Linked DNA regions of Homo sapiens: region 1 is linked to region 2. Evidence: read pairs that join two places in POLR2A ChIA-PET (ENCODE). Cell type or tissue: OCI-LY7. All regions are shown on one strand. Region 1 holds the start of LOC105374761 (a long non-coding RNA gene). Region 2 overlaps COMMD1 (copper metabolism domain containing 1).

What was found. ChIA-PET counts read pairs that join two places held together with the same protein. Peaks named below come from ENCODE experiments on the same cell type or tissue, not always from the same donor. Only the 100,000 strongest peaks of a DNase experiment are listed, where the experiment ranks them.
Region 1: POLR2A ChIA-PET joins it to region 2 with 11 read pairs; 3 of 35 experiments call an interaction of 5 or more read pairs at or near these places.

The regions. Positions count from the first base shown.
Region 1 is chr2:62,263,421-62,267,420 of GRCh38, forward strand. LOC105374761 (a long non-coding RNA gene) reads left to right here and starts at 805. Exons shown (of 3, transcript XR_940140.3): 1 at 805-931. LOC124906156 (small nucleolar RNA U13) reads left to right here and starts at 1,575; the gene lies at 1,575-1,678. In OCI-LY7, no CTCF peak of the experiment used is centred here; no DNase peak of the experiment used is centred here.
Region 2 is chr2:62,037,053-62,041,052 of GRCh38, forward strand. The region is part of intron 2 of COMMD1 (copper metabolism domain containing 1); the gene reads left to right. Among named protein-coding and RNA genes, the nearest start is that of COMMD1, 130 kb to the left of the region's middle. In OCI-LY7, no CTCF peak of the experiment used is centred here; a DNase peak (open chromatin) is centred at 2,459; H3K4me3 peaks cover 1,170 bases; H3K27ac peaks cover 2,191 bases.

The sequences.
Region 1 (4,000 bases), 230 kb after region 2:
CGTAAACATGCCACAGTGAATTTGATTTTTGTGCTTTTCCAGTGACAGAGCATTCTTATGAATCATAGCTCATAAATGAAAATATCAAAAGGTGGAAAGAAAGTCGTGTATTTTTAATGTATTTTAACATGTAGCATTTTGTGATGTTTTTAGATCGTGACAAAGAGGAAATTACTGTCATCTTCGTCCTTTATCTAGTATGAAGCTCTTTTTTTTTTTTTCTCTTTTTTTGAGACTGAGTTTTTGTTCCTGTTGCCCAGGCTGGAGTGCAATGGCACTACCTTGGCTCACTGCAACCTCTCCGTCCTGGGTTCAAGCGATTCTCCTGCCTCAGCCTCCTGAGTAGCTGGGATTACGGGCACCCGCCACCGTATCTGGCTCATTTTTTTTTTTTGAGATGGAGTCTTGCACTGTCGCCCGGGCTGGAGTGCAGTGGCACAATCTCGACTCACTGCAACCTCTGCCTCCCGAGTTCAAGCAATTCTCCTGCCTCAGCCTCCTGAGTAGCTGGGATTATGGGCGCCCGCCACCATGCCTGGCTAATTTTTTGTATTTTTAGTAGAGATGGAGTTTCACTATGATGGCCAGGCTGGTCTCAAACTCCTGACCTCATGATCTGCCTGCCTTAGCCTCCTAAAGTGCTGGGATTACAGGAGTGAGCCACCGCACCTGGCCCACCTGCTAATTTTTTTTTTGTATTTTCAGTAGAGATGGGGTTTCACCATATTGGCCAGGCTGGTCTCGAACTCCTGACCTCAGGTGATCTGCCCGCCTTGGTCTCCCAAAGTGCTGGGATTACAGGCATGAGCCACTGCGCCTGGCCTGAAGCTCTTTTTCTTTAGAAGACCATGCTGCAGAAACTTCAAAATACAAAAGAATGCTGCTATCTACTATCTGGTGAAGTATTTTAAGAGGACTGCAAAAAACTAGGGTAATAGTTTTTAAAATGCTTCCTTGTTTCTAGTAATGGAATGTAAGAGGGAAACTTTGTGGAGTTTAAGTCATAACTTGTGGTCTTGGTTGTCAATTCACATCATGTGATTGGAAATTGAAGATACTGCCCCAAAGGCTGAGACTGGGAAACAGACCCTATGCTGTGGACTGAATTATACCCCCCCCACCCCAAATTCACATGTTGAAGCTCTAACCCCCAATACGGTAGTATTTTCTTTTGGAGATAGAGTTAGATGAGCTCATGAGGGTGGGGCCTTCATAATGAGATTGGGGTCTTTATAAGAAGAGGCACCAGAGAGTTTGCTCTCCTACCACAAAGAGGTCATGTGAGCCCACAGCAAGATGATGGCTGCCTGTGAGCCAAGAGAAGAGGCTTCAGAATGAAACCTACTTGCTGGCACCTTGATCTTAGACTTCCAGCCTCCAGAACTATGAGAAGTAAATTCCTGTTTAAACACTCAGCCTATAGTATTTTGTTACAACAGCCCAAATTGACTAATTACAGTCTGGTGGCCCCCAGTATCAAAGTCAGCAACAAAGTTAACATAGAGCTTTCTTAGGCCAGCTTTTCCACACAGAGGGCAATCTCCTAAAAGTAGTGTGAACACTGGGACAATGTGATCCTTCTGTAGTTCATAAGCATCATGCCTGGGTTTTCGCGTTCCCATGTGAGCTGTGCCTCCCTCAAACCTTGTTATGGCATCGGCACATTATCCATCTGATGTGAAAAAGAAAAAAAAAAAGGAAGAAAATATAATTAAAAGGAGAATCAATGTGAGAGGGAAGGACATAAGCATAATACTGTAAAACCAATGGAAGGCTTGATGAAACTTAAAACTAGGAAGTTCTATTTTAAGAAATTGCAACATGCAGTTTAACTGTTTCTGGATTTCTTTGCCGGCTGAAAAGTGGGGATGATGAATTGACACCCACTGCAGGGGCATTTTGTTGCCTCAGCAAGTTTCATGCAGCTGCTTCAGTACTGACTACTGCGGTAGCTGCTGACAGCGTCTCCCGAGGGTCCCCAGCTAAGAGCCCTTAGACTACATGAGTGGACTAGGACACAAATTACCTGTGCCAAAAAGGTTTGCCTTGCCTTTGGGAAAACCTCATCTTCCCTAGAGGGAAATTCTTTTTTTTTTTCCTGAGACAGAGCCTCAGTCTGTCACCCAGGCTGGAGTGCAGTGGTGCGATCTTGGCTTACTGCAACCTCCACCTCCTGGGTTCAAGCAATTCCCATGCCTCAGCCTCCCGAGTAGCTGGGATTACAGGTGCACACCACCACGCCCAGCTAATTTTTGTATTTTTAGTAGAGAGGGGGTTTCACCATGTTGGCCAGGCTGGTCTTAAACTCCTGACCTCACGTGATCCTCTTGCCTTGGCCTTCCAAAGTGCTGGGGTTATAGGTGCGAGCCACAGTGCCTCGCCGTGGGAAATTCTTAATCCAGGTCTTTCTGGGGCTCTGAGAGAGAGTATAAATATGGTGAATTAAAGGCAGTTTCCCAGGGAGCTACGTGACACTAAAAAAAAAAAAAATTCTTCTTCTCTTCCTCCATTTTGCCATATATTTGTATTGTTCTTTCACGTGTAGTGGGAGAACATTTTACTTCTTACTAAGAGAAATGTCTTACGTTGAGGGGAAATGGTTCTTAGTTTAGAAAATTACCTTGCTGGCCCCTAGGGTTGCTGACGGTGAGACTCAGCTTCGGGGCAGAATGGGCTGCACAAAGAGGGTATTTGGATGTGAGACCTTTGGGAGATAATTTTGAATTGTCCTGCCCAGTAAGGTAGGATGAATATTGAATTCCTGGAGATGGTTCTGGAAAGAGGGTCAGGGAAGAGAAGGGAGGGACTGTGGAAAGGTTTGCAGGGGTGTCCAATCTTTTGGCTTCTCTGGGCCACATTAGAAGAAGAATTGCCTTGGGCCACATATAAAATACACTAACACTAATGATGCTGATGAACTTAAAAAGAAACTCAAAAAAAAAAAAAACCACATAATGTTTTAAGAAATTTTATGAACATTTTCACTGCTGTTCGGTTCTTGAAGGAAAAAAAAAAAAAAGAAAGTTTACGAATTTGTGTTGGGCCACATTCAAAGCCATCCTGGGCCACGGGTTTGACAAGCTTGGTTTAGAGGAAGGAAAGTGGAGGGGCTGACTTAATGTGCAGGTAGCCCAGTGTGAGGCCTGAGAAGGGAGAGCCAGCAAAACATCCAAAATGGCAGGGATGCTTCTGGATTCTAGCAGTCAATGTGAAAATGGTGGCTGTGCAGTGTTGGGAGGAACGTCTCTCCAAAGCTGTATAGAGATCTGCTGCACACAGCTGCTTTGGGCAAGTTACGGCTCCAAGAAATCAAGAGGGATCTAGGGTCCAGTGGTAGGACCAAGAGAAGGGAACAGCCACAGTGCAAAGCACAGGAATTCAGTGGGAATAGGAAATGGGAATGGGAGCTGGCCACCAGAACAAAACCCCAGGAATGCATAGCTTGAGCTATTTAGATGCAAAGGTTAACAGAAAGGGCAACTTGCTGAGGCTGAGGATTTCCCAGCTGTCAGATCTGAGTCACGTTAAGGAGTAAGGGTGCGGTTGTACTCTTGGGCACTGGAAGAGATCAAGTCCCATCCAAGTAGGGGACGGGGGTGGGGGGTTGGGGGGGCAGTAGGGGGATCCAGAAGAGGGAGGACATGCCCACAGCTATCCTCGACAGTCCTGCCCATCCTCTGGTGGAAAAGTCAAACCCCAGATTTCAAAATGGCTTCAGAGCAAATTCTGATCTGCTTCATGGTCTAACTTTAGAGATGTCTGAGGGTGTGAGTGGGCAGCTGGATGGATGAGATGGTTTTTTTATACTTTTAAAATTTCTTCTGTTTATTCCCATTCTTTCATATTTAGCAAAGTCATTTTGAAAGCCTGCTACAACTGTGTTAAGGATGTCAAATATAATTTTCAAATAGTGAAGAATATAACATAAGTGAGCCCTTGTCAAAGATGTGTTTAGCTCACTGATTATGACAGCAGCAAGATGGCAACACCAGTTCAAAGG
Region 2 (4,000 bases):
CATCAACAGTGTATGCTCTTTACCATTTGCATTTCAAGAACCACTTGGAAACTTGGAAATAATCCTTTATTTTTGCTAGTCATGCCTCTGTCGTAATGTTCCAAGAGGCCTGGGCTGCTTTGGAGAGGCTTGTCTGGCTTTGCCTGCCCCCTGCCTCATTTAACTACAATAGAATAGCTCATAAGATGCTCTCTGCATAAGATTTTATTTGAAGGAAGGTATCTATATTTAACTTGGGAAACAAATAGCTTAGGTAGAATTATAAACGAGATGGTAATATTGCCAAATAAATGGGATACACCCTGCCCAGCTCCTTCCCATTCTGTCACACAGTGCATAGGAGCAGTTTTGTAATTAGTAAACTCTATGTGGCCATGATCTTTGGAATGGTATGTATGGGATATAACTTTTATTTCCATTAATATATATTTATGATTATGAAAGTCTTAGATATGGTAGCTGCGAGAGGTATCATTTTACTGGTTATTAGTCTTATTCATATTTGGATTAGAACTTTATGGATTTCCTTGGGCAATTAGGGAGATAACTTTTAATGGTTTACATTTTGCTCCTTGGAGTTATGATGTTACCCAGAAGTCTCAAAGCCCATCATGGGGGAGGGAGAAGCCAACTGAAATATACATGGCTCTGGCCCTAATAGCCATTTTAGTTGGAGGAGCTCCAGTTTTATCTGTTAAATTAGTGGGATTCTACAAAAAATTAGTTTGAAAGAAGATTCTGGGGGTAAAATAAAATTTGAAACCACTGGATTAGTAGAAAGATCTAGGAGTTAGAAGACTTATGTTCCAGTTTTGGCTGTCACATTAACTAGTTTTGTACTGTTAGATAAGTCACTTAACATATTTTTCTCAGTTTTTCACATATAAAACAGAACTAATTCGGTCTGCCTCACAGAGTTGTCCTTGGATAGTGGTCTTAAAAACTGGTGAATCAGTCTGGGCATGGTGGCTCACTCCTGTAATCCCAGCACTTTGAGAGGCCGAGATGGGAGGATCACCTGAGGTTAGGAGTTCAAGACCAGCCTGGCCAACATGGTGAAACCCCATCTCTACTAAAAATACAAAACTAGTCGGGCGTGGTGGCATGCACCTGTAATCCCAGCTACTTGGGAGGCTAAGGCAGGAGAATTGCTTGAATCCAGGAGGCGGAGGTTGCAGTCAGCCGAGATGGCGCCATTGCACTCCAGCCTGGGTGACGGAGTGAGACTCTGTCTCAAACAGCAACAGCAACAAACAACAACAACAACAAAAATAACCAAAAAACGATGAATCAAAATGTATTAAGTAATGAAGATATTGTTAATAATAGCAGCAATACTCCAATAACTGAGAAATTGAAAATGGCTTTGAATTTTGTTGTAGAATTTATCACAATAACGTATGGCTTTCTTTTTTCCAATTTTCTGTTATCTAGGCATGATTGTTTCTTTTTTAAATGTTTTATTTTTTGATATTTTATTTTTTATCATTTATTTATTTATTTATTTATTTTTGAGACGGAGTCTTGCTCTGTTGCCCAGGCTGGAGTACAGTGGCACGATCTTGGCTTATTGCAACCTCAGCCTCCTGGATTCAAGCAAATTCTCATGCCTCAGCTTCCCAAGTAGCTGGACTTACAGGCATACATCACCACGCCTGGCTAATTTTTGTATTGTTAGTAGAGCCGGGGTTTCACCATGTTGCCCAGGCTGATCTTGAACTCCTGACCTCAAGTGATTTGCCTGCCTTGGCTTCCCAAAGTGCTAAGATTACAGGTGTGAGGCATCACTCCTAGCCTGTTTCCTTATTTTTTTAATGTTAGATTTGTTGGCCACCTTCCTTAAAATTTCATTTCTAATGAAAGACAGTTTATGTATACTCATATACACAGCATATATAGTTGTGTGTATGTATTTTGAAAAACTTATATTGATTTTCTTTTACAGTTTCTAAGAACGTAAGTAGATAAATGAAGCTTAATTTGGAGAAAACTTTAACTTTCTCTGCCATTCCCAAGAGAAATCAAGCTCAGAATGCTTGCATTTATTTCCAGCCTTTGAAGGGCCAGAAAATTGTGCCTGAAAATTGGGTTAGCACATTTTCTGAATCTGACTGCTGTTAAGTTACTCTGTAGTTGGGTTGGATGCTATTTCCTGTCTTCTTTCCTTCAAGCAGAGAATATGCACTTCACATTTTTTAAGGAAACCATTCCTAGCTTGTATATTCATTTACATTCTACATCTTATGATTGCAAGGATACACATAAAGAGTAGGTCTTATTCAGAAAAGTCCTGGCAGTTGTCCCAGCCTTAAAGAGAACAAGCCTGTGCTCTTCCCTTTTACCTGATGGAATATCACTATGGCCTTTCTTTGAGGAGTTGATTAGCAAACTTGACTCAGAGAGGAAGTGAGAATAGCACATTGTGGTTAGGTGGTGCTGGCTGATTTTCTAGCTCTTGCACAGCATATGCCTCTTAAATATCAGGGGGAGTAAGCTGCTCTTGCATCATACCACCATGGTTGGATAGCCCAAGTTGCAATTTCAAGTATTGCTGGCCAGTTTCTGGTACGTAGTTATGGAAATATAGGAAAGCACAATTCTGTCTGACGAAGGAACATATATATCTGCTTGTGGAGTATTAAGTGTGAGATATGCCAGGTAGTATTTTCTATCTTTTGGAAGTTAAGAAAATTAAATACCTGAAAAGAAGTGTTCTTTTTTCTTATTTAAAGCTCTTTCTACTAAACACAAATATCCTTAGAACCAAGAATTCCATAGGAACTATGAAACCTAACTGGTCAAGTATTTTCTGGCATAGTAACATGTAGTTTTATTGCCCAAAGGCCCTCCTGGGAAAAATTTATATAGCTAGCAATCCCTTTGATAATCATACCAATAGCCATTTGTTAAGAGTACCGCTTAGCTGGGCACGGTGGCTTATGCCTGTAATCCCAGCACTTTGGGAGGCCAAGACTTGGGGGATTGCGTGAGGCCAGGAATTTGAGATTAGCCTAGTCAACATAGAGACCCTGTCTACAAAAATTACAATAATTAGCTGGGCATGGTGGCATGTACCTGTAGTCCCAGCTACTTGGGAGGCTGAGGTGGGAGGATTACTTGAGCCTAGGGAGTTGAGGCTGTAGTTGGCCATGATTGCATCACTGGCACTCCAGCCTACGTGACAGAGTGAGACTCTGTCTCAAAAAATAAAAATAGAAAAAGTACCTATTATATGCCAGTTCTTAAAAAATGTATTTTAAGGTAAATAAATGAAGACAAAGGTCATACAAGTTAGTAGCAGGGCCAGAGGGTTGAGTACAATTCTCCCTGGTGTAAAACTCATTTTCTTTCCCTATGTTCTCAGTGAAAAATCATTTATAAAATATATCTTTTACTTTTCAGAGTATAGTTTCTCTTGAAAACAATTTATGTGAAGTGAAACCTACTTGTATTTTTCATGGTGAAATTAGACATAATATCCCTAAAAATGAAAACCCAAAAGACAAAATATTTCAGGAAGAAAATTAAGGTTGGAGTTCTTGGAATTATATATCACCAAGATCAATTTGCCTTGCTTGAGGATTTTAGTATACACCTGTCAGTTTACTTTTTGGTTGTGTCATAGTCTTTAGTACAGGAATTTTTCTTTGCCCCCTTCCCCCCTCCCTTTTATTTTTGGAGACAGTCTTGCTCTGTCACCCAAGCTAGAGTGCAGTGGCGCGATCTCGACTCACTGCAACTTCTGCCTCCTGGGTTCAAGCAGTTCTCGTGCTTCAGCCTCTTGAGTAGCTGGGATTATAGGTGTGCACCACCACACCTGGCTAGTTTTTGTACTTTTAGTAGAGATGGGGTTTTGCCATGTTGGCCAGGCTGGTCTCAAACTCCTGGCCTCAAGTGGCCTGCCCACCTTGCCTCCCAAAGTGCTGGGATTACAGACATGAGCCACTGTGCCTGGCCTTTTTCTTGCCCATTGGTCACTGTTTTCCTCTTCACACTGCTG